2 separate regions of the Homo sapiens genome follow, and region 2 is linked to region 1. Evidence: chromatin loops called from intact Hi-C (ENCODE). Cell type or tissue: PC-9. All regions are shown on one strand. Links, peaks and the distances in the headings refer to the core of each region. The heading gives the core; the rest is flanking DNA.

Region 1 (11,961 bases), core at 5,480-7,979:
CTACATTCCACTGCTTGTTGGCATCTTTGCTTCATTGTCTTGGCACTTTCAAGATGGCTCAATCCCATAGCTGGCAAGTTGGTGCTGATTGTCATATGGGAGCTCAGCTGTGGTTGTGGGTGTGAGTGGGGAGCTCGTTTCTCTCTCCATGGTCCTCTCCATGAAGAGCTGGAATCTTCACAGTTTGGTGGCTAGATTCCAAAAGTGAGCATTCCAAGAGAACCAGAAGGAAATTGCATTGCCTTTTATGACTTAGTTTTGGAGGTGGCATAACGTCACTAACACCATAGTTACAATTCCACCCAGATTCAAAGGAGAGGAACATAGACCTATGGAGAGGAGTCTCAATCCTACTGTAAGAATTTCATATGGGAACCTTGAAGACATTATGCTAAGTGAAGTAAGCCAGCCATTCTACTCGTATGAGGTGCCTGAAGTACTCAAATTAATAGAGACAAAAGTAGAATGATGGGTCCCATGGGCTGGGGGGAGGAGAGAATGGAGAGTTAGTGCTCAGTGGTATGGAATGTCAGTTTGGGAAGATGAAAAAGTTCTGGGAAAGATGGCAGTGATGGTTGCACAATGTGAATGTGCTTAATGCCACTGAGCTGTACATTTTTAAATGGTTAAAATGATACATTTTATGTTATGTGTATTTTGCCACTATATAAAAAAAGGTCATATGGAATGGGAAATGTTGTCACAGCCATTTTTGGAAAATACGAACTCCCACACACTTTTTGGGATAGTCTGTAGTAGGATGAATACATGGATATGAACATGGAAGCACAATATCCATGCTCACAGACTCCAAACTAAGACCCTCTACCCCTAATAAGGAAGGTCGGAAGGCTCAGCAGAGTCAGGGTTCTAAGGTTCTTACATTGCTTAGGAGAGACTCATCCCCATGCCAGGTGCTTCTCCAAGATTTCCACTCCCCTCTACCATTTGCCTGGTTTCTGTTACTCTTCAGAATCTCCCAGTAGTTTTTTCCTTCCTTTCCTCTCTTCCCTCCCTCCCTCCCTCTCCCCCCTCCCCCTCCTTCTTCTCTCTCTCTTTTTTTCTTTCTTGAGGAAGAGTCTCACTGTGTTACCCAGATTGGAGTGTGATGGCATGATCTCGGCTCATTGCAATCTCTGGCTCTTGGATTCAACCAATCCTCCCACCTCAGCCTCCCAAGTCGCTAGGAGTACAGGTGTGTACCATCAAACCCAGCTGATTTTTGTATTTTTAGTACAGATGGGGTTTTGTCATGTTGTGCAGGCTGGTCTCGAACTCCTGGCCTCAAGTGATCTGCCTGCCTTGGCCTCCCAAAGTGCTGGAATTACAGGCATGAGCTACCACGCCCAGCCCTGTTATTGTTTTTTAATCAGTGGGAGAATTATCTGAAAGGGTTTACACTACCATACTGGAAGCAGAACTCCTTAAAAAATTGAATTTGTAGTTAAAAACTTTCCCACAAAAACTTGGTCACTGAGAGGAATTACTACCAACTTTTCAGTATGTATATTAGTTTTCTATTGCTGCATAACAAATTACTGCAAATTCAACAGTTTCAAACAACAGACATTAAACATCTTGCAGTCCTGTAGGTCAGATGATAAGGCATACAGAGGCTGGGTTCTCTAGCCCAGAAATCTCACAAGGGGCCAGGATGGTGGCTCAGGCCTGTAATCCCAGCATTTTGGGAGGCTGTGGTGGGAGGCTCATTCGAGGCGAGGAATTTAAGACTAGCCTGGGCAACATAGTGAGAGCTTGCCTCTACAAAAAATAACTAGCCAGGCATGGTGCTACAGACCTGTAGTCGCAGCTACTCGGAAGACTGAGATAGGAGGATCACTTGAGCCCAGGAGGTCAAGGCTGCAGTGAGTTATGATTGTGCCACTGCATTCCAGCCTGGGCAACAGAGAGAGCCTATCTCAAAAAAAAAAAAAAAGTAGGCTGGGTGCAGTGGTTCACGCCTGTAATCCCAGCACTTTGGGAGGCTGAGGTGGGCAGATCGCTTGAGATCAGGAGTTCGAGACCATCCTGGCCAACGTGGTGAAACCCCATCTCTACTAAAAATACAAAATTAGCCGGGTGTGGTGACAGGCGCCTGTAATCCCAGCTACTCGGGAGACTGAGGCAGGAGAATCACTTGAACCTGGGAGCCAGAGGCTGCAATGAGCTGACATCGTGCCACTGCACTCCAGCCTGGGCAACAGAGCGAGACCCTGTCTCAGAAAAAAAAAGTCTCACAAGGCTGCAATGAAGGTAGCAGACAGCTGGGTTCTCATCAGAGCTCAGGAGCTCCTTCCAGGCTCATTCAGGTTTTTGGCAGAATTCAGTTACTTCTGGTTGTAGGACTGAGCTGCTCATTTTCTTGCTGTTGGCTGGGGGTTACTCTTAGCTCCAAGAGGCCACTCTTAGGTCCTTGCTAAGTATCCCCTTCCATCCTGGAGAACCTTCCTCCTATTGAATGCTTCTCACATTTTTAATATCTTTTGCCAGGAAAAGCCCTATCCTACTTAAGGACTCATCTGATTGGGTCAGGCCCATGGAGGATAATATCTTCAGCGTAAAAACAACTGATCTGGGAACTTAATTACCAAAATCCCTTTGTAGCAGCACCCAAATTCATGTTTGATTAACTAACTGGGAAAAGGTATGTGTGTACCAGGGGCCAGGAATCTTAGAGGCCATCTTAGAATTCGGCTTACCACAGTATGCCAGTTAGATTTCATTTATGTCTGTATTTTAAGAGCTTCACCTTCTAAAGTACATAATAAGATATGGATAGTTATAGTATAACTATATTTATAGTTTGCCCCAAAATAATCTGGGGTATAGATGAAACAAGATTGATCCACGTTGATATTGCTGAAGGTGGAAAATGAGTGTTCATTACTTTATTCTCCCTACTTTTGCTAATGTATGAATTTTGGGCCAGGCACCATTGCTCATGCCTGTAATCCCAGCACTCTGGGAGGCCAAGGCAGGAGGGTCACTTGAGCTCAGGAGTTTGAGACCAGCCTGGGAAAGATGGCGAAGCCCCGTCTCTGAAAAAAAAATAAAAAATAAATTTTGTCAGATAAATTATTCCAGAGCATAGAAACATTTTTTAAAACTGTCAACTATGTGTGTGTTGGTGGGATTTTGAGGGACAAGGTCTTGGTCTGTCACCCAGGCTGGAGTGCAGCAGTGAGATCATAGTTCACTGTAACCTTGAACTCCTGGGCTCAAGTGATTCTCCTGCCTGAGTCTTTATTTTTATAGAGACAAGGTCTCACTATGTTGCCAGGGCTGGTCTTGATCTCCCGGCCTCAACAGATCCTCCCACTTCCACTTATGAAAGTGCTGGGATTACAGACATGAGCCACAGCACCTAGCCTATGATGCAAGTATAACATTAGTATCTAAACAAGGCAAAGGTAGCATAAAATTACTTTAGTATTACTTAATAATATTACTTACTTCCAACATTACTTAAGAATATTAATGCAAAAATTCTCAAAACGTTACCTTACAGAATTTGGCAATATATAATAAAAGTAAATTTACATTTACCTTTGACCCAGTAATTCCATTTTTTAAAGAATTTTACCTTGAAGACATACCCATAATAGTACAAAAATACATAAATGCCCCTAAATATATTAACTGAAAAAAAATGTATATACACACAATGGGATACTGTGCTGTGTAGCTATAAAAAAGGAGTATGATCTTTTTTTACATAATAGTGAAATAGCATGTGGTCCTTTCCAGAATATATTAAGTGTAAAAGCAAATTTCAAAATTGTGCACACACATACAATGTTACTTTTTTGTGTCATAAAGAGAAATGAGAAAATATACATGTAACTGTCTATTTTCTATAAAAAGAAACACAGGAAGGAGTAAATCACAGTCTATGTGATTGGTTGCCCACAGCAGGTAGGTGGGAAGTGGTGAAAAGGATTGGAATGAAGGGTGAAAGTGACACTCATGTGGGTATACTGATTGTATTGCTTTAACTTTGAATCTGTTAATGTTTTACATACCCAAAAACGTTAATAAAGTCACTAATCATGAGGGGCAAAAAACTGAAGCTACAATACTAAAGAAACAAATGAGCTTAATTGTATTTCGAATGCAAACCATAACCACACTGAAGAAGGAAAAAAAAGGATTAACCCAACTAACGTTTGAACACAATACTTATACTATATGACAAACTGTATTTGTCAGTTTTGGACAAAAAGTCATAAACAAATACTGAACTCTAGTTCAAAGGGCTTTTGTTTTTTAAAATGGTATGGGTTAGCAACTCTGAAACTACTTCCTATGTAGTGTAGGATTGAGCAAATGAGTAAATATACTGAGGATAAAAGGAGCCAAGTTTCTCACTGTTGAAGCAGGAAGTCATAATTATGGAAAGGGGGAAGACTAGAACAAATCCTGTTATGCTAAAATGCATTGGTATTATCCATATAAACTATACTTTAATAAATGGATTCAGATGCATGTATATATGTACATATATCTCTTTTTTTGGCTCAATCAACTGAAAGGTCCAAAAGCAAAGACACTCTAGTACTACTGAGAACACCTAGCACCCAGATCTTGGTTTCTAAATACCATCCTCCATTAAAAGGATCCTTGGAAGCAGGGCTTGTTGCTGTGCTAAGAAAGTAAGAAAGTGACTGGGCATGGTGGCTCAAGCCTGTAATCCTAGCACTTTGGGAGGCTGAGGCGGGTGGATTGCCTGAGCTCAGGAGTTCGAGACCAGCCTGGGAAACCCCATCTCTACTAAAATACAAAAAATTAGCCAAGCCTGGCGGCATGCGCCTGTAATCCCAGCTACTCAGGAGGCTGAAGCAGGAGAATTGCTAGAACCTGGGATGCGGAGGTTGCAGTGAGCCGAGATTGAGCCACTGCACTCCAGCCTGGGCAGCAGAGCGAGACACTGTCTCTAAAAAAAATTTAAAAAAAAAAAAGTAAGAAAGTGCTAAACAAACACAGAAACAACAACAACAACAAAGGTGAAGACATCAAAAGGACATACGAGCCAACCTGAGTATCAAAATAAATAATAATATTCATGGAGTAAAATAAGCATATACAAGGCCATACTGATACAAATGAATGAATGAGAAAGGAAAGCTTTTCCTTATGGTAGAATACCAAGTAATAAATATAAATGGAATGATGGAGTTGGAAAATCAGCATTTTGCGTCCATCATAGTAATAATCTCTTCAGCCATAAGTAATCACTGGATTCTAAAAATTTGTGGGTGAAAGTTCAGTGAAGAAAGGATAGCCATATAATCTCCAAGTATCCCTTTAAAAACTACTTATTACAAAGGGAAAAGTCACTTTACTGTAGATCAGCTTCATGAACCCCACCTTAACCAATGAACTAAAGTAAGCATCATTAATAAATGGAAAAAATTGGCATCCCAACTGATATGCTGCCCAAAAAGGACATAGTATCTTTGTTTGTTTAGATGGAGTCTTGCTCTGTCACCCAGGCTAGAGTGCAGTGGCATGATCTCGGCTCACCGTAACCTCTGCCTCCCAGGTTCAAGCAATTCTTGTGCCTCAGCCTCCCGAGTAGCTGGGACTACAGACACGTGCAACCATGCTCAGCTAATTTTTTTGTACTTTTGGTAGAGACACGGCTTCACCATGTCGGCCAGGCTGCTCTCGAACTCCTGACCTCAGGTAATCTGCTCACCTTGGCCTCCCAAAGTGCTGGGATTACAGGTATGAGCCACCGCACCTGGCCCATAACATCTTTTCTGTGGTATTCCAGCCAAATATAACATAACTGACTCTAATTTCAAGAATACACAAACAAACACAAATTGAGGAATATTCTAAAAATAACCGTCATTTTGAAAGAAAAAGAAAAGCTGAGGAACCATTCCAGCTTAAAGACTAAAGATATGTAACTAAATGATCCTAGATTAGATCCTAGACCAGTTGACCAAGTCAAACACAGCTATAAAGAATATTATTGGGACAAATGGTGAAATTTGAGTGTTAACTGTGAATTAGATAAAAGTTTCCCAAATTTTCTTTGTTCACAGTGCTTTCAGCATCTCAGGGTTTTGTTTTGTTTTGTTTTGTTTTGAGAGGGAGTCTCGCTCTGTCACCCAGGCTGGAGTGCAGTGGTGCTATCTCGGCTCACTGCAACCTCCGCCTTCCAGGTTCAAGGTATCCTCCTGCCTCAGCCTCCCGAGTAGCTGGGATTACAGGCGCCTACCACCACATCCAGCTAATTTTTTGTATTTTTTAGTAGTGACGAGGTTTCACTGTGTTAGCCAGAATGGTCTCGATCTCCTGACCTCGTGATCCGCCCGCCTCGGCCTCCCAGAGTGCTGGGATTACAGGCGTGAGCCACTGCGCCCGGCCCAGTGTACTCACTTTTCATCACAACCAACTGGAAAGCCTAGATGCCCCAAGACATGACATAGCCAAGGAATTTGGCGCCATCTATTGTTGAAACTGTAAACAACTTCAAGCTAGTAGTTTTGTACAGTCATTTAGATTTCATTTTGTTTGCCTTGAAAATTTAGAATGCAAGCTATTCCACAGATATCCCCCCGTGGATTTACTGTGGGGATGTGAGGTACCTCAGTGTACAGTTTGATTCAAACCACAGGATTTTATAATAGTGCTGTATAAATGCTGCATTTTCTGATTTTGATAAATCACTGTTGCCATGTAGAAGAAAGTCCTTCTGAGGAAACACACATTATTTATGGATAAAGAAACAAGCTGGCTGGGCACATTGGCTCATGCCTATAATCTCAGCACTTTGGGAGGCTGAGGCAGGAGGACTGCTTGAGCCCAGGAGTTCAAAACCAGCCTGGGCAACACAGTGAGACTCCTTCTCTAAAAAAAAAGAAATACATATATAGGTAAGTATGACATATATTCATATATGTATATATACACACTATATATATATGTGTATATATTATATATGTCTTTATATATATTTTTGAGCAATTCTCCTGCCTCAGCCTCCCAAGTCACTGGGATTACAGGTGCCTGCCACCACATCTGGCTAATTTTTGTATTTTTAGTACAGATGGGGTTTCACCATGTTGGCAAGGCTGGTCTCGAACTCCTAACCTCAAGTGATCTACCCGTCTTGGCATCCCAAAGTGCTGGGATTATAGGTGTGAGCCACCCAGCTGGGCCTGTGTTTATATCTATCTATGTATATCTATCTATTAAAATGTCTGCAAATAAACCTCAAACTACTCAGAAACATTTGAGTATACATGTACATATAGATAGCACAAGTGATAGAAAAAATGGGACAAAATGTTAACAACTGATGAATTTGGATAAAGGGTAGACAAGATTTTTTGGTCTCATTCTTGAAATTTTCTGTGTAAAATTATTTCAAAACAGTTTTGAAAGATGAAATGCAATACTACATTTTAAGGTATATATTCATATATAGTAAAACAATTTTAAATGCCTGGAAATTAAAGCAGCATTCAGATTGTTGCAACTGTTTGTAGAGAGGGAAGAGGGATGTATTGGGAAAGGCTACGCACAGTATCAGTGATGTTTTCTTGTTTCATTTATTTATTTAGAGACAGGGTCCAACTTTGTTGCCCAGGCTGGAGTGCAGTGGCACGACCACAGCTCACTGTGGCCTCAACCTCCCAGGCTCAGGTGATTCTCCAACCTCAGCCTCCCGCGTGGCTGGGACTACAGGCTTGGGCTACCACAACGGCTTTTTTTTTCGTAGAGACAGGGTTCTGCCATGTTGCCCAGGCTGATCTCAAACTCCTGGGCTCAAATGATCCACTGGCCTTGGCCTCCCAAGGTGCTGGGATTATGGGGTGGGCTACCATGCCCAGTGGTGATATTTTATTTCTTAAATTGGGTGGGGGATACATGGCTATTCATTCCATTATACTTTATACCTTTAAGTATGTCCTAAATATTTCATAATTTACTTTCTAAAAATACACATTAAAAAGATGTAGGATTTTTCTTAACACATAAAAAAGTATGAGCAAATGAGAGCATGTGGCTGCTGTTTGCTGGGAGACTACTACGTACTTCCTGTGCATTATCTCCTACAATCCTTATCACCACCTCATGCCTACAACATATGCCAAGATTAAGTGTATCGGGCTGGCTCCAGAATCCATGCTCACACTATACCTCCCAGGTCCATACTATGGAAAAAGCAGCTAACTCGTGCTGATTTTTATTTTTTTATATTCAAAGAGTGGGGGAAAAAAAACAACTTTCTTGCTCTTTCGATTCCAAACTAATTTAATACACACAGTAGAAAATGTAGCTATATACAATAAAGTGTCAAAAGCATCAATATGGGCCGGACGCTGTGGCTCATGCCTGTAATCCCAACACTTTGGGAGGCAAAGGCAGGAGGGTCACCTGAGGTCAGGAGTTCGAGACCAGCCTGGCCAATATGGTGAAACCCCGTCTCTACTAAAAATACAAAAATTATCTGCGTATACCGGTGGGTGCCTGTAATCCCAGCTACTCGGGTGGCTGAGGCAGGTGAATTGCTTGAACCCGGGACACAGGGGTTGCAGTGAGCAGAGATTGTGCCACTGCACTCTAGCCTGGGCAACAAGAGGGAAACTCTGTCTCAAAAACAAAAACAAAAACAAAAAAAACCCCATCAATATGAAAAAAATAGTAATCAATTTAAATCTGTGGCATGTTTTACTGCTTAGTCTCAACAGCACCATACTTAATCAATCATAACAGCTGAAGATTTGACATTTTATAATTATTCTTCCACAATACCAGTTACCCTATTACAGGGCCAAAGGTGAACTGTCGAAGAAATTACATGTTTAGTAATTTGATTTATTAAATCATACTGAGAAGTTAGCATGTGGATTCTTTTAAGCTTTAAAACTATCCAAATTCTAACCAGGACTTATATTTCATATTTGTAAATAATTTTAGAAGCTTCAGTGAATTAAGTTATATTATTTGATTATCAAAACAATCCAGAATAAACTTGTCTTAAAAAAAACTTAATGTTTAAAAAACACATTTTAAAATTAAAATGTGGAAAATCTGACTTTACTGTGAAATGTTGAGCCTTTGCTCATTGCCTTCCTGTAATGCACTTCCCTTAAGATGTTTAAAGTTAGGTGAGAAAAGAAGCAATGCTACTTTTGTCTTTGTAATATACAGGGAAATTGGCAGCCATTTTTTTTCAGGGCACTATAAATAATCATTGTCAAGTTCTATTTATCTTCTGTAACTGAAGATATTCACTGAAAAAAAATTACCGTTCCTGTCAGACTGACTTTTATTCAAGCACTGTCACATTGTCAGCTAAAGGGAAGGGGAGAGCAGACGTCGAGGTCACGTTCGAAGCGAACAGCGGGGAGCTGAGGAAACTGACGTCCACAGCTCCAGCCTGGCTTAGCGTTAACACCTGCAGTAGACCAAGCCTTTCTCCCACAGAGGAGTCAACAAATCCATCAGAGATCTGTAATAGGAGGGCCAAGACTAAACACTCTTGCCTTGACTCCAAATAGACAACTCCATTTAAAATAAAAAACAATAGGAACCAGATTCAGAATCGCTTCACGCCTTGCCCAAGGCCCTCTTCCAGAACCAGGGTTCCGACCTCCCCACTTTCCTGGCTTTGGGGTCTGCCTCTCGGGGATCTCGAGCAAGGGGAACAAAATATTGGAGGGGGAAGAGGAGCAGCAGCCCGGCCCATGGAACCGAAAAAGAATCCAGAAAAAAAAAAAAACACTCCCAAACGGACGAGACACTACCAGACCCGCCCTGAAGAGCCAATACATTTCCACCACTCGGCTGCGAAAGCAACAAACGCCTCCCGTCCGGGCGTCCCTGAAAACAAGGACGCGCTCACCTCGAAGGGTAAACCCAGCCGCCCCCCAACGCCGCCTTCCCGTCAGGGGACGAGGCCTTAGAAACTCGGTAACTGCAGTCGCGTCTCCAGGGCCTGCAGATGACGTCAGCAGCCCCGCGCTAGCATCGCGAGACTCCCGTCTCCCTCCCCCGGCTCCCCACGCTCCCAACCGCCCGCGCCTGCTGCCAGGCAGCGGCGGGGATGGCGAGCAGCGGAGGCGAGGCGGTGACGAGAGCAGCGGCTCCGCCATTGGACGAGGAGGCCTGAGGGACGGGCCAGCGGTGCACAAGAAGAGACCGAGGCGGGTGGCCCCGAGAGAGCCAGGGCCATGGAGGCCAACATGCCGAAGCGGAAGGAGCCCGGCAGGTCTCTCCGCATCAAAGTCATCTCCATGGGCAACGCCGAAGTGGGGAAAGTGAGTACAGCGAGCCGGGAGGGGCGGGCCCCAGCGTGGCGGGGCGACGTGTCCATTGGCTGGAAGGGCGGCCACTCAACAGCCTGGGGCCCGGCCTCCTCTCCGCCCCCGAGCAGGCCCGGGTCTCAGCCGAGGGGTGCGGCTCCGCGAACGAAACTCCCCGACCTTTTTGACCTTTCCGTTGCCCCCTCGTCCTCCGACGTCACTCTTCCGGAGATGGTGTCTGGGGTGGCCTCTAAGCCTTGAATGTACCCCCAAAAGAGTAAGAAGGCCTGGGTCCCCATGAGGGGCCGTCGGCCTAGATACCTTGCCCGCGTTCTAGGGGGCCGTCCGGGACCGGGAGATGGAGGATGAAAGTTTAGTTCCCCCAGCCGGGCCTGGGAGCCGGCGGAACGTTATGGGGTGCGTGTGAGAATTTGGGGTTCGCGAAATGGTGCCCGGCAGCCCAGATTCTGCATTCCCGTCACGAGAGAGCGTAACTGACGTTGACGTGTTTCACAGGGGAGGTGCAAGGGATGGCCGGGGTCCGCGCTGTTTTGTTTTGCGTTGTGTTTTATTTTTGGTGGTGTCCCCATATCTGTTAGTTCCACCGCCCTTCTCTCTGCCCCATCTGTGGTTCATCAGCTATAAACTCTCCTTTAGTACGTGGGGAGGGAAGGCCAGAGGTAACCTGAGGCCTTTTCCCTTATGAATTCCAAGACGGCCTCCTCTTCACTCAAATTCTTTCCTTTTGGGCAAGTGGAATCTGTTGGTTAAGAACTTCCCAAGGTCATCAAATCAGTGACCGAGGAAAGATTAGAACCTAAGTCTTCACATTCCCACTGCGGTGCTCTTTCCGTCGTTGTATGCGTTCAAAATCAACTCCGAAAGAGCTGTTAAGGCAGTGCCTAGTCCAGTGCCTGGCACCCAGGAGATGCTCAGTAAATGTTTACTTAGTGTTTTTTATTTCTGTGTAGCATGATCCCGTACTACTTTTGTGTGTATGTGCTAGCATAGTATTCACTGAAAGTCAACATTTTTTTGAACGTCAGCTGTGTACGAGGTGTTTTTTTTTTTCTAGGGACTGGGCACGCTAGCTCAGGCCTGTAATACATCAGCACTTTGGGAGGACGAGGCGGGCGGATCACTTGAGGTCAGGAGTTCAAGACCAGCATAGTGAAATCCTGTCTCTACTAAAAATGCAAAATTAGCCAGGCATGGTGGTGCACGCCTTTAATCCCAGCTACTTGGGAGGCCGAGGCGGGAGAATCGCTTAAGCCGGGGAGGCAGAGGCTGCAGTGAGCCGAGATCACGCCATTGCACTCCAGCCTGGGCGGCAGAGTGAGACGCCGTCTCAAAAAAAAAAAAAAAAAAAAAAGTAATTTTACTGTGCCTAATGATACAACATTAGAAGCAGCTCAGAATGCCCAGTGTCACCACATCTACTTAACATTTTTCTAGTTTTATTAGCCAGTGCAATTAGACAAGAGTAAGAGAATATAAAAATATTAGAAAAGAGAAGGTAAAATTAACATTATTTGCTAATAATACGATTGTTTACCTGGAAACCCAAAGAGAAATAACTGAAAAACTATTAGAAACATTATAAAAATTCAATAAAGCAAAATTATTACCCACAAATTAATAACTTTATTGTGTCCAAATTATATTCAGTTGGAATGTGTAATTGAAAAACAATTTT
Region 2 (11,961 bases), core at 3,530-6,029, 550 kb before region 1:
AAAGGCATGGTTAGCTTACTCATTTCAGGTTTTTTAATTTTTTTATTTTTTCCCCCTAGTAGAAGCATTTAAGGCTGTAAATGTATCTGAACCCTATCTGGGTATTACCCAAGTTTTACTGTATAATATTTTTTGTTGTTTACTTCTAAATATTTCCCAAGTTATGTTAGGATTCTTCTTTGAGAAGTATACTTTCTTAATTTCCAAACATATAGAGGTTTTCTAGTTGCCTTTTTGTTATTAATTTATAACTTACTTTTAGTCTGGAAAATGGTCTGTATTTTTCAGTTTTTTAAAATTGGTTAAGACATTTGTTATTAACATCATTACTATGATATGTGGACTTTTTCCACCATTTTATTTGTGCTATTTATCATATTTTTTAAAATTCCCCTTTATGGAAATGTCCCACTCGAGTCACCTTTTCCCCTATAGATAACCATTCTAATGTGCTCGTCGTGTATGTTTTTGTTAGCATACGTTCTTAAAAAGTATTGTTCTGTATGTCCCTTTAAGATATTTATTTATGGCTGGGCATGGTGGCTTACACCTGTAATCCCAGCACTTTGGGAGGCCAAGGTGGGTGGATCATCTGAGGTCAGGAGTTTGAGACCAGCCTGACCAACATGGTGAAATCCTGTCTCTACTGAAAATACTAAAATTAGCCAGGCGTGGCGGCCAGTGCCTGTAATCCCGGCTACTCGGGAGGCTGAGGCAGAAGACTCACTTGAACTTGAGAGGCAGAGGTTGCAGTGAGCTGAGATCGCGCCATTGCACTCCACCCTGGGTGACAAGGGTGAAACTCTGTCTCAATTAAAAAAAAAAAAATATATATATATATATATATATATATATATATATTTATATATATTTATAAGTGCTATTGTGAACAGCATTTTACCTGTCCGTTCTCCCTGAGGTGGACACGTTGGTTGCTTTTAGACCTCTGCCTCCACATATAATGCCACAGTGTATGGCATGTTTCCCCCATGGAGCTGCATGAGAGTTTCTATGTATTAATATCTAGGATACAGTTCTGGGGTCAAAAGTTCTGTGAATCCTGACCAGGAGAAGTATGTTGGAGAATCCAGTAGTTTTAGCATAGAATTTCACTTAATCTCTTCGTTTTCATTCAGGCTCCATACCCCTGCCTCCACCTGGGGCTCCTGAGCTCAGGGGCTTTCTGCTTAGTTTGACTTGAGAGTAACCTCTGGTTTCCTGGTGGGCCTAGAAAGGAGTAGTCATCTGGCAATGTGGTGTTGGGAGTGTGGCTGGAGGTGGTGGGGATTGGGTGGGAATTTGCTGCTTCTTATCCATTCTTTCAACCAGTCCTCTTATCTTAATGCAACCTCTCACCCCTCCTTCAGAGGTTCCAGGCCTTTCTGTGGCTCCACTTCCCTGTCTTTGGGTGAACCTGACTTCACGTTTCTTCTATTTAAAAAGCCCTCCCCATATCGAGTTTTCTGTTAGAAATTTAAGTAAAAATGCAGCTGGGACTGAGAGCTAAGAATTAGAACTTGGATTTTTCCTTATTAATTCTTATTTTATTCTATATATTTGCCTTGGATTTTTTTTTCTTTTTTTTTTGAGACGGAATTTCGCTCTTGTTGCCGAGGCTGGAGTGCAATGGAGCGATCTTGGCTCACTGCAACTTCCACCTCCTGGGTTCAAGCGATTCTCCTGCCTCAGCCTCCCGAGTAGCTGGGATTACAGGCATGTGCCACCACCCCCAGCTAATTTTATATTTTTGGTAGAGGTGGGGTTTCACAATGTTGGCCAGGCTGGTCTTGAACTTCTGACCTCAGGTGATCCACCTGCCTCAGCCTCCTAGGATTACAGGTGTGAGCCACTGCGCCCAGCTTGGATCTTTTTTAAAAAATGAATAAAACATTGTAGATAAAACTGTGGTCTCCTGTGTCCCTCTTCCTCATCTAATCACGCTTTCCTTTTCCCAAAGGGTAGCCACTATCATTTGTTTGGTATTCATGATTTTATACTTTTTAAACTACTTTTATTAGATATTTATACATCTATAAAAATCAGATATGTTAAAACTGTATATAAATGGTCATGCTCTACATGTCGTTCTGTAAGTTTATTACTTTATTAAGTAATATGTTTTTGAAATTTATCCAAAATCTCCAATGGTATTCCATTGAATGACTTTACCACGAGTAATTCATTCTTCATTGCTGGACATTATTTCCGATTTTTCACTATAGCCTACAGTGCTGCTTTGAGCATTCTTGTATGGAGAAATCCTGTAAGGTAGGAGGCTAACTACTGGGTCCTGGGATATGAATATTACATATTCAGGATAGCACGAGTAATAATATAGTAGCAGATTAACCACCAGATCTCAGTGGTTCAGCTCATAAATGTTTGTTTGTTACTCACACCCAGTCCGTTGTGGACTGGAATGACTGGAGCAGCCAACCTGGGCAGTGGTTCGATGGTGTAGGCTGCTTTACTCTTGTGGCTCCACCATCTTCACACGAGCCCTCCTCATTGCTGCAGCAGGGGAAGAAAGCGTAGGGACAGCTCAGAGCCATTCTTCTGTGCTTTGGTTCAGAAATGACACATACCACCTGCCTCACAGCCCCACCTAATTTCAAGCCTGAATAGCCTTCTGTGTACCTAGGGAGGAGAGGAGAACCAGATACTGGTCAGCTGTAGTAACTTGTTCTACAAATGTCTTCAACTCTACAAGATACTACCTAGAATTCAGATTTTATAGTTTAACTATTTATCAGTCCGAATTACTCCCAAGCCAAGAATATAGTCAGCAGACCACCCCCCCCACCAAAAAAAAAAAAAAAAAAGCTCTGGTAGATTCTCTTTCAGATTTAGATGAGATGTTGAGCAGTTAATCCTATTTAGTTTGACTAGATAACTTTTGAGGATCCTTTCAACTTTGAGTTTCTATGTCTTACAGATTTTTTTTTCTGTATTCAATACGTGTTAATGGTTCCCAAACTTGGCTGATACCAAGATCAATCAGAAGGCCTTAAAAAGTACAGAAGGGCCGGGCACGGTGGCTCATGCCTGTGATCCCAGCACTTTGGGAGGCTGAGGCAGGCGGATCACCTGAGGTCCGGAGCTCAAGACCAGCCTGGCCAACATGGAGAAACCTCATCTCTACTAAAAATACAAAATTAGCTGGGTGTGGTGGTGCATGCCTGTAATCCCAGCTACTCGGGAGGCTGAGGCAGGAGAATTGCTTGAACCTGGGAGGTGGAGGTTGCGGTGAGCCAAGATCACGCCATTGCACTCCAGCTTGGGCAAGAAGAGGGAAACTCTGTCTCAAAAAAAAAAAAAAAAAAAAAGTACAGATGACCAAGTTACTTCCATTCTAGGTCAACTTAACCATAATTCTGGAAGTGGCCTAAGAATCCACCTTTTGAAAAAGTTCCCTAATACATCTGATCAGTTTACAGAACCACTGCATTAGGAGGACATAAAGAGTTTTAGTTATATGAAAGCAAACTAAAAATTCAACACTAAGTATTAAGAAATGTTCAGAGTGCAATGCAGAGTACAAATACAAACATATGAGTAGCAGTTCTTTTTTTTTTTTTTTTTGGAGACAGAGTCTTGCTCTGTCGCCCAGGCTGGAGTGCACTGGTGTGATCTCAGCTCACTGCAACCTCCGCTTCCCAGGCTCATGCAATTCTCATGCCTCAGCCTCCTGAGTAGCTAGGACTACAAGTGCGTGCCACCATGCCTGGCTAACTTTTTGTATTTTTTGTAGAGATGGGGTTTCGCCGTGTTGGCCTAGCTGGTCTCGAACTCCTGACCTCAAGCAATCTGCCTGCCTTGGCCACCCAAAGTGCTGAGATAACAGGCGTGAGCCACTGCACCCAGCCATGAATAGCAATTCTTAACGCTTGCTAAGATTCTTAATTATTCATTAATTCAGCAAATACTTATTGAGGACCTTCTAGCTACTCTGCAAGGTGCTAACAGTGTTCACATAGTACTTTGTGCATTTGCAAATAGGTTTGAGTGTTTGCAAATAGGTTTGAGTGAGAGTGAAGAAGCCAGTTTTATATAGTTGCAGTAGGCTAACCAGAATTTAGTTCATGAGATCCTTTTAATTGAAGGTTAATGCTGTTGATAGACTTTTCTGATAGGCTCACCAATATTTCCTTTTGTGTGTAGCCAGCAAAATAATAAATTAGTACAAATCGAAGTCTGACTCTTTAGAAAATGTGTGGACTCCAGGCCTGGTGCGGTGGCTCATGTCTGTAATCCCAGCACTTTGGGAGGCCAAGGTGGGTGGATCACCTGAGGTCAGGAGTTCAAGACTAACTTAACCAATATGGTGAAACCCCGTCTCTACTAAAAATACAAAAATTAACTGGGCGTCGTGGTAGGCCCCTGTAATCCCAGCTACTTGGGAGGCTGAGGCAGGAGAATTGCTTGAACCCAGGAGGTAGAGGTTGCAGCGAGCCGAGATTGCACCACTGCACTCTATCCTGGGCGACAGAGCAAGACTCCATCTCAAAAAAAAAAAAAAAAAGACCTCAGTTTGCCTTTCTGTAAAATGGTGTTAATAAAACCTGTCTTAATTGTCTCAGGATTTTTTTAAGATAATGTATGAGAAAGTGCTTTTAAGTGGCTAGAAGGCTATAAACTTTTAAAGTCTTTTCCTTCAAATAAAGTTAATCATGTCACAAAAATGTAAACTCCACAAAGGCTGGACTTTATCTTGTTCTCCGCCGAATTCCTATTACCTGAAATACTGCTTGGTGCGTGGTAGGCACCTAAAATGTATTGAGTGAATGAATTATACCCAACACAATTTATATACACAGGCATCTGACTCCTCCCCACCATTTATGTTTTTGCGTTTTGTTTTGGTTTTGGTTTTCTTTCAGAAAGTAATACAAGTCATGTACCTACAGTTTCCCAAAGCCACCACTAGATGTCAGGCATATTTCTTTGTGTTCCTTTCTGGGGGGTGGTGAGAATATTGAGTAAACAAGGTTTTTCAAATAAATTGCAAGACGTGTATTCAAAACAAAGCCAATTCACGTATCAGCACTCTAGCAACTTCTCTTACTTCCAGGTCTCTGAGAGAAATGAGTTGCTTCTTTTGGCAAAAACATATTTATACCACGTCTACCTCTGGATGCCTCTAACAGGCTTCCTGTGATCCGAATTCAAGCAATTTGCTCTTGCTAATTTTCTAACCACAGAGTTCTTAAGCCTAATCTCTTTAATTAGTGGTTAGTCACCATTGCATTTCAGTTTGTGTAGATTTATTTCTGAGGGGAAGCAAAACTTCACGTGTTGGCTTAGTGTGTCTATTACCCTGAATTCTAGCGAGAAAGAGCCCAGTGTCTTCCGCTGCACACACCTGGGATTCATCTTAATAGGGGTGGGCAAACTATAGCCTGCAGGCTAAGGCCAACCTGTCCCTCATGATCTAACAAGACCTTTACATTTTTAAATGTTTGAAGAGAAATAAGAATATTTTGTAAAGTGAAACTTACATGAAAATCACGTCAGTGTCCGTAAGTAAAGTTTTATTGGGACTGGCCTCAGTGGCTCACCCAGCATTTTGGGAGGCCAAGGGGAGTGGATCACTTGAGTTGGGAGTGGATCACAGGAGTTCAAGACCACCATGGCCAACATAGCGAAACCCCGTCTCTCCTAAAAAAATAAAAATTAGGCGGGTACAGTTGCATGCACCTGTAATCTCAGCTACTCAGGAGGCTGAGGCACGAGGATTGCTTGAGCCTGGGAGGCAGAGGTTGCAGTGAGCCGAGATTGTGCCTTTCCATCCTGGGTGACATAGCAAGACTCTGTCTTAAAAAAAAAAAAAAAAAAAATTATTGGGACACAGCCATACTCACTCATTTTTATGTTGTTTATGGATGCTTTCGAGCTCCAGTGGCAGAATTGAGTCATTAACGACTGAGACCAAATGGCCCTTAGAGCTTATATTATTTACTATCTGGCCCTGAAAAAGTTTGCCAACCCCTGCTCTCAAAGAAGGGTGTCTAAAAACTGCAAATTTAGGGCACTTTGTGCTTCTTTAGACTCTTTTTTCTGAATGATCATCATCTTTGGTTTGATGGCCCAAGTTGTTTTTTCACGCAGCGGTGAAGATAACACCTTTTGCTGAAGGACTCAGATAAAATTTGTTACCTAGAAACCAGACTGCCTCTTACTGACAGAAAGTCTTTTATTTGTTTCTTGCATCCTTTGCATACATAAATATATAGCATGTTTGAACAGCTAAGCCAACCAATTTTCTCCGCACATTGCATCAAAACAGAATTAACCTAGATAATTAAAAAATACTGTTATACTGTTATTTAAATTATACTGTAATTATAAAACTGTAATTACAGTAATACTTTAATGTGGCTCTAATTTGTTCTATTTTAACTGCTCTTCTGTTTAATACTGACTTAGACTCTGTGTATACATTACTTTGATATGAACTTAAAAAATCTGTTCTCTTTGTTGTTTTTTTCCTATACCTCATAAATCTTCTTTTTGAACTTTAGACAATTATGCTTTAAGTATCGGTGCTATCAGTGCTTATGAACTTTTTGGTAAAACACAAATATGCTTGTTTTCTACTTATTCATAACAACTTTAAATATATCAGCAGAATTCACCAGACCAGGAATAATATAAGACCATTTGTAACCCTGTGAAAGAACAAGTCTAACTTCTTGTTTATGTTGTTTAATTATTAAAGCACATTTTTGTGACACTTCTTTTAAAATGATGGATGAGTCTGGAGTTAAAAATGGCTTTTGTGACAAGGGCACTTATGGTGAATTGCCTTGCTGTTTACAGCCATTTTTAATTGTTTTGTTTGTTTGTTTGTTTGAGACGGAGTCTTGCTCTGTCGCCCAGGCTGGAGTACGGTGGCAGAATCTCGGCTCACTGCAACTTCCACCTCCCGGATTCAAACAGTTCTCCTGCCTCAGTCACCCAAGTAGCTGGGTCACACACCACGCCTGGCTAATTTTTGTATGTTTAGTAGAGACGGGGTTTCACCATGTTGTCCGGGCTGGTCTCAAACTCCTGACCTCGTCATCCACCCGCCTCGGTCTCCCAAAGTGCTGGGATTACAGGCGAGAGCCACTGCCCCTAGCCTACAACTTTAATAAGCCAATTTTTTTTTTCTGAAGAGAGTTATTAATTGGTTTTATTGTATTCTCCAATTATCGGGTGTTACAGAATTCATAATATTGATAAGTTAGTCTGGGTTGAAACACTGTCTTCCACAGTATTTATTGAGTGTGTATTGTGAGTTGGGCTTTCTTCTTTTGATGGGAGACTAGAGTCTTATTTGAGGAAACTGACAAGATGATACTTTTTTCTTAGACCTCTAGGTGAATCTGATGTTCCAATTGCTTGAAAGGAGTATCAGATTCATTCTAGGTATCTTGATCTCCTGAGACTGAACCTGTTTGGAAGATTGTAATCTTGAACCATTTCTGACAGGTAAATATGCAGGTTGAGCATCTCAAATCTGAAAATTCAAAATCTGGAATGCTCCAAAATCCGAAACTTTTTGAGTGCCGACGTGACAGTCCAAGGAAATGCTCACTGGTGCATCTCAGACTGTAGATTTTTGGAATTCGCATGGTCAACCAGGGTAAATAGAATGCAAATATTCCAAAATCCAAAATATGAAACACTCTGGTCCCAAGCATTTTGGATAAGGGATTCTCAACTTGTACTTTGATTCCTAGATCATAGCTCATCTGATATTAATTGTCTTGCATTTTGCTGTAATGATTTTTTGGGTTATTTGTTTTTTAGAGACAGGGTCAGCACCATAAGACAGAGTGAGAAAACAAAAGTAAAAAAAAAAAAAAAAAAAAGTAGAAACAGGGTCTTGATCTGTCACCGAGGCTAAAGTTCAGTGACATGATCACAGCTCATTGTAACCTCAAAACTCCTGGGCTCAAGAGATCCTCCTGTCTCAGCCTCCCAAGTAGCTAGGACTACAGGCACATGTCACCACGCCTGGCTAATTTTTATATTTTTTTGAAGTGATGGGGTCTTGCTATGTTGCCCACGCTAGTCTTGAACTCCTGGCCTCAAGAAGTCCTCACACCTCAGCCTCCCATAGCACTGGATTATAGACATGAGCCACTGTGCCTGGCCTGCTGTAATGATTTTGAAAAACTTACCGTTGGTGACATGATTTTGCTTACCAGTGGGCCATTAGGCACCTTGGGGTCTATTCAATTTGTCTTTTTGGTAAAAGAAGAGTTGCTTTTTGTTCTCCTGTATATATAGCCTAGAATGTGAAGGCCATTAGGTCACAGCTCATCTGATACTCTTTCTGGCTTGCATTTTGCTGGGATGAATTTGAAAACCTAGAAGGTGAGGAATACAGGGTTGTCTTAGGGCCTTGAGCTTCACTATGTCCTGGTATGAATGTTACCTGTTTTGCTCCGTTTCAGGCTGAAAGTCCCAGAATCATTCTTCTGAGCTTAAGGTTGCTTACTAGCCCTGGAATTATACCTCTCCAAAAAGGAAAGAAAGAGCAAAGAGGGCTATGCATCATCTAAGACAGTCCTAGAAATAGGATAACGTTTTTGCCTGAACCTCAGTATGTATGTGTGTGTGCATGTGTGTGTGTACGTGAGTGTGAGTGTGTGTGTGTTGGGGTGAGGGAGACGGGAACTTGCACTCACAAACTCACACATGTGCATATATATGTGTGGTACCTCTGTGTGTGTGTGTGAGAGACAGAGGGATGCTTATGTGAACAGTAAATGTGATGAGTATGGTGCAGTGAGGAGAAACAGCATTATGTAATACAACAAAACTCAGAACCATCAAGCTTTAGTCCAAGGAGGGTGATTATTTACAAGTGGCTATGACTTTGTTCTGCTGAGTTTCACTCTGCCCTTGAGATTTTCTCACCCTGTTTGCCATTATCCTACTATAAAGCTCTCTGCTTTTAAACTCAAAATCTCACAAAACTTCACAAATCATCATCCCTTAGTATTCTTTTTTTTTATTGTGGATAAAAAAATAATATAAAATTAACTATCTTAATTCTTTTAAGTGTACGGTTTTTAAGCGTACAGTTCAGTAATGGCAAGTGTAATCGTGTTGTTGTTAAACAGATCTTCAGAACTTTTTCCATACCCGTTAAACAGCAATGCCCTTTCCCTCCACCCCCTGTGACCACCGTTCTACTTTATGTTTCTATTAATTTGACTGCTTTACATACCTCATGTGAGTGGAATCATATGGTATTTGTCTTTTTGTGACTGGCTTATTTCACTTAGTATAATGCCCTCAAGGTTCTGTGTTGCAGTATCTGTGTTGCAGCGTGTGACAGGATTTCCTTCCTTTCTAAGGCTGAATGATATTCATTGTATGTAGATACCATATTTTGCTCATCCATTCATCCACCGTTGGTAAGATGTGGTACCTACATACAATGGAATATTATTTTGGGTGGCTTTCACCTCTGGGCTATTGTGAATAGTGCTGTTATGAACATGGATCTCTTGGAAACCCTGCTTTCAGTTCTTTTGTATGTATTCCTGGTAGTGGGATTGCTGGATCATATGTTCAATTTTTAATTGTTTGAGGATTCGAGGAACCCTCATATTGTTTTTTACAGAGATTGCACCATTTTATAATCTCACTAGTACTGCAAAAGAGTTCCAACTTTGCACATCCTTGCCAACACTTGTTATTCTATGTTGATTTGTTTTTATAGTAGCCATCGTAATGGGTATGGAGTAATATCTCATTGTGATTTTGATTTGTCTTTTTTTTTGAGGTGTAATTTATGTTCTGTAAATTTCACCCACTGTGACAGTTAAATTATTTTCAGTTAATTTATACAATTTTGCAACCATTGCCACCATCCTGTTTAAGAATATTTCCATCATCCAAAAAGTTCCCTCCTATCCATTTGTAGTCAATCCCAGCTCCCACTTCCAGCCCTAAGGCAATCACCAAACTACTTCCTGCTTTTTCTAGAAATTACACATAAACAGAATCGTACAATATGTAGTCTTTTGTTTCTGACTTATTTCATTTAGCATAATATTTTTGGGGTTTATCCATTTGTTTCAAGAATAAATAGGTCATTCTTTTTAATGTTGAAAATATCCTTTGCATGAATAGATCACATTTTGTTATCCATTCACCAGTTGATGAACATTGGTCTCATTTTTAGTTTTTGACTCTTATGAATAACGCTGCTATGAACATTCATGTCTTTCTGTAGACATATGTTTTCATTTGTCTTTAGTACATATCTGGGAGTAGAACTGCTGAGTCATGCAGTGCAAGCATATATTTAACTTTTTTATTTTTTTTTTGGATACAGGGTTTTGCTGTTGTTGCCCAGGCTGGAGTGCAATGGCACGGTCTTTGGCTCATTGTAACTTCTGTCTCCTGGGTTCAAGTGATTCTCCTTCCTCAGCCTACCAGATAGCTGGGATTACAGGCGCCCACCACCACGCCCAGCTAATTTTTGTATTTTTAGTAGAGACGGGGTTTCACCATGTTGGCCAGGCTGGTCTCGAACTCCTGACCTCAGGTGATCTGCTTGCCTCAGCCTCCCAAAGTGCTGGGATTACAGGCGTGAGCCACCATGCCCAGCCAAGGGTATGTTGAATATTTTAAGAAACTGCCAAACTGTTTTCTAAAGTGATGGGAGGCCGGGCACGGTGGCTCACACCTGTAATCCCAGCACTTTGGGAGTCTGGGGTGGGAGGATTGCTTGAGGCCAGGAGTTCGAGACCAACATGGGCAACATGGCAAAACCCCGTCTCTACTTAAAAAAGATACAAAAAAATTAGCGGGGTGGGGTGATGCATGCCTGTGGTCCCAGCTACTCAGGTGGCTGAGGTAGAAGGATGACTTGAGCCTGGGAGGTTGAGGCTGCAGTGAGCCAGGATTATACCACTGCACTCCAGCCTGGATGACAGAGTGAAACCCTGTCTCAACAAAGAAAGAAAGAAAGTGACAGGACTATTTTACAGTCCCACCAGCAATACTTAAGAGTTCCAGTCTCTCCACATTCTCATCAGCACTTGGTATATTGTCATTCTTTGGACTATAGCCATCCTAGTTAGTGAGTGGTAGGATCTTACTGTAGTTTTAATTCGTATTTCCCTAATGACTAATGATATTGAGTACCTTATCATGTACATATTAACCATCCACATATCTTCTTTGGTACAATTGTCTATTTAGATATTTTGCCTACTTAAAAATATTTACATAAACTTTTTATTTTAGTTTTAGATTTACAGAAGTTTCATAAATAGGACAGAGTTTCTGTACACCCTGCACTTAGTTTCCCCTGTTGTTAACATCTTAGAAATGAAGCAGCCAGGCGCAGTGGCTCATGCCTGTAATCCCAGCACTTTGGGAGGCCGAGGCAGGTGGATCAGCTGAGGTCAGGAGTTCGAGACCAGCCTGGCCAACATGGTGAAACCCCATCTCTACTAAAAATACAAAAAATTAGCCGGGCATGGTGGCGGGCTCCTGTAATCCCAGCTACTCAGGAGGCTTAGGCAGGAGAATTGCTCGGGAGGTTGTAGTGAGCCGAGATTGCGCCATTGCACTCTAGCCTGAGCAAGAAGAACAAGACTCAGTCTTAAATAAATAAATAAATAAATAAATAAATAAATGCATGGATATCCACTTGTCTAAGCACCAGTTGTTGAAAAGACCATTCCTTGCACCATTGAGTTGTCTTGCCATCTTTGTCAAAATCAACCGACTATAAATATGAGTTTATTTCTCAATTCTGTCCCATTGACCTATGTGTGTATCTGTCCTTATAGCTGTACCATATGATCTTGGTTACTATAACTTAACAGTAAGTTTTGAAATTGGGTAGTGTAAGTTCTCTTCTTTTTCAAAATTGTTTTGGGTATTTTAATCCTTTGCATTTCCACACACATTTTAGTCTATACCTGTCAATTTTAACAAAAGATT

The links. Peaks named below come from ENCODE experiments on the same cell type or tissue, not always from the same donor. Only the 100,000 strongest peaks of a DNase experiment are listed, where the experiment ranks them.
Region 2: a loop joins it to region 1, with 8 times the contacts of the local background. A loop is called at or near these places in 4 of 110 quality-filtered maps.

Annotation. Positions count from the first base shown.
Region 1 is chr2:24,970,137-24,982,097 of GRCh38, reverse strand. It overlaps DNAJC27-AS1 (DNAJC27 antisense RNA 1), which reads right to left and starts at 9,986. Exons shown (of 3, transcript NR_034113.1): 1 at 9,866-9,986. DNAJC27 (DnaJ heat shock protein family (Hsp40) member C27) reads left to right here and starts at 10,143. Exons shown (of 7, transcript NM_016544.3): 1 at 10,143-10,280. The coding sequence starts at 10,194. RefSeq lists enhancers at 9,094-9,611, 9,823-9,902, 9,612-10,130, 10,113-10,222, 10,483-10,592 and 2 more and a silencer at 10,353-10,432. In PC-9, for the core only: CTCF peaks have their summits at 6,212 and 6,423 (motif pointing left); a DNase peak (open chromatin) is centred at 6,457.
Region 2 is chr2:25,515,263-25,527,223 of GRCh38, reverse strand. All of the region lies in intron 9 of DTNB (dystrobrevin beta), which reads left to right. Among named protein-coding and RNA genes, the nearest start is that of DTNB-AS1, 100 kb to the right of the region's middle. RefSeq lists cis regulatory regions at 717, 9,021-9,023 and enhancers at 645-789, 2,434-2,513, 4,817-4,866, 8,951-9,095. In PC-9, for the core only: CTCF peaks have their summits at 4,750 and 4,949 (motif pointing right); a DNase peak (open chromatin) is centred at 4,913.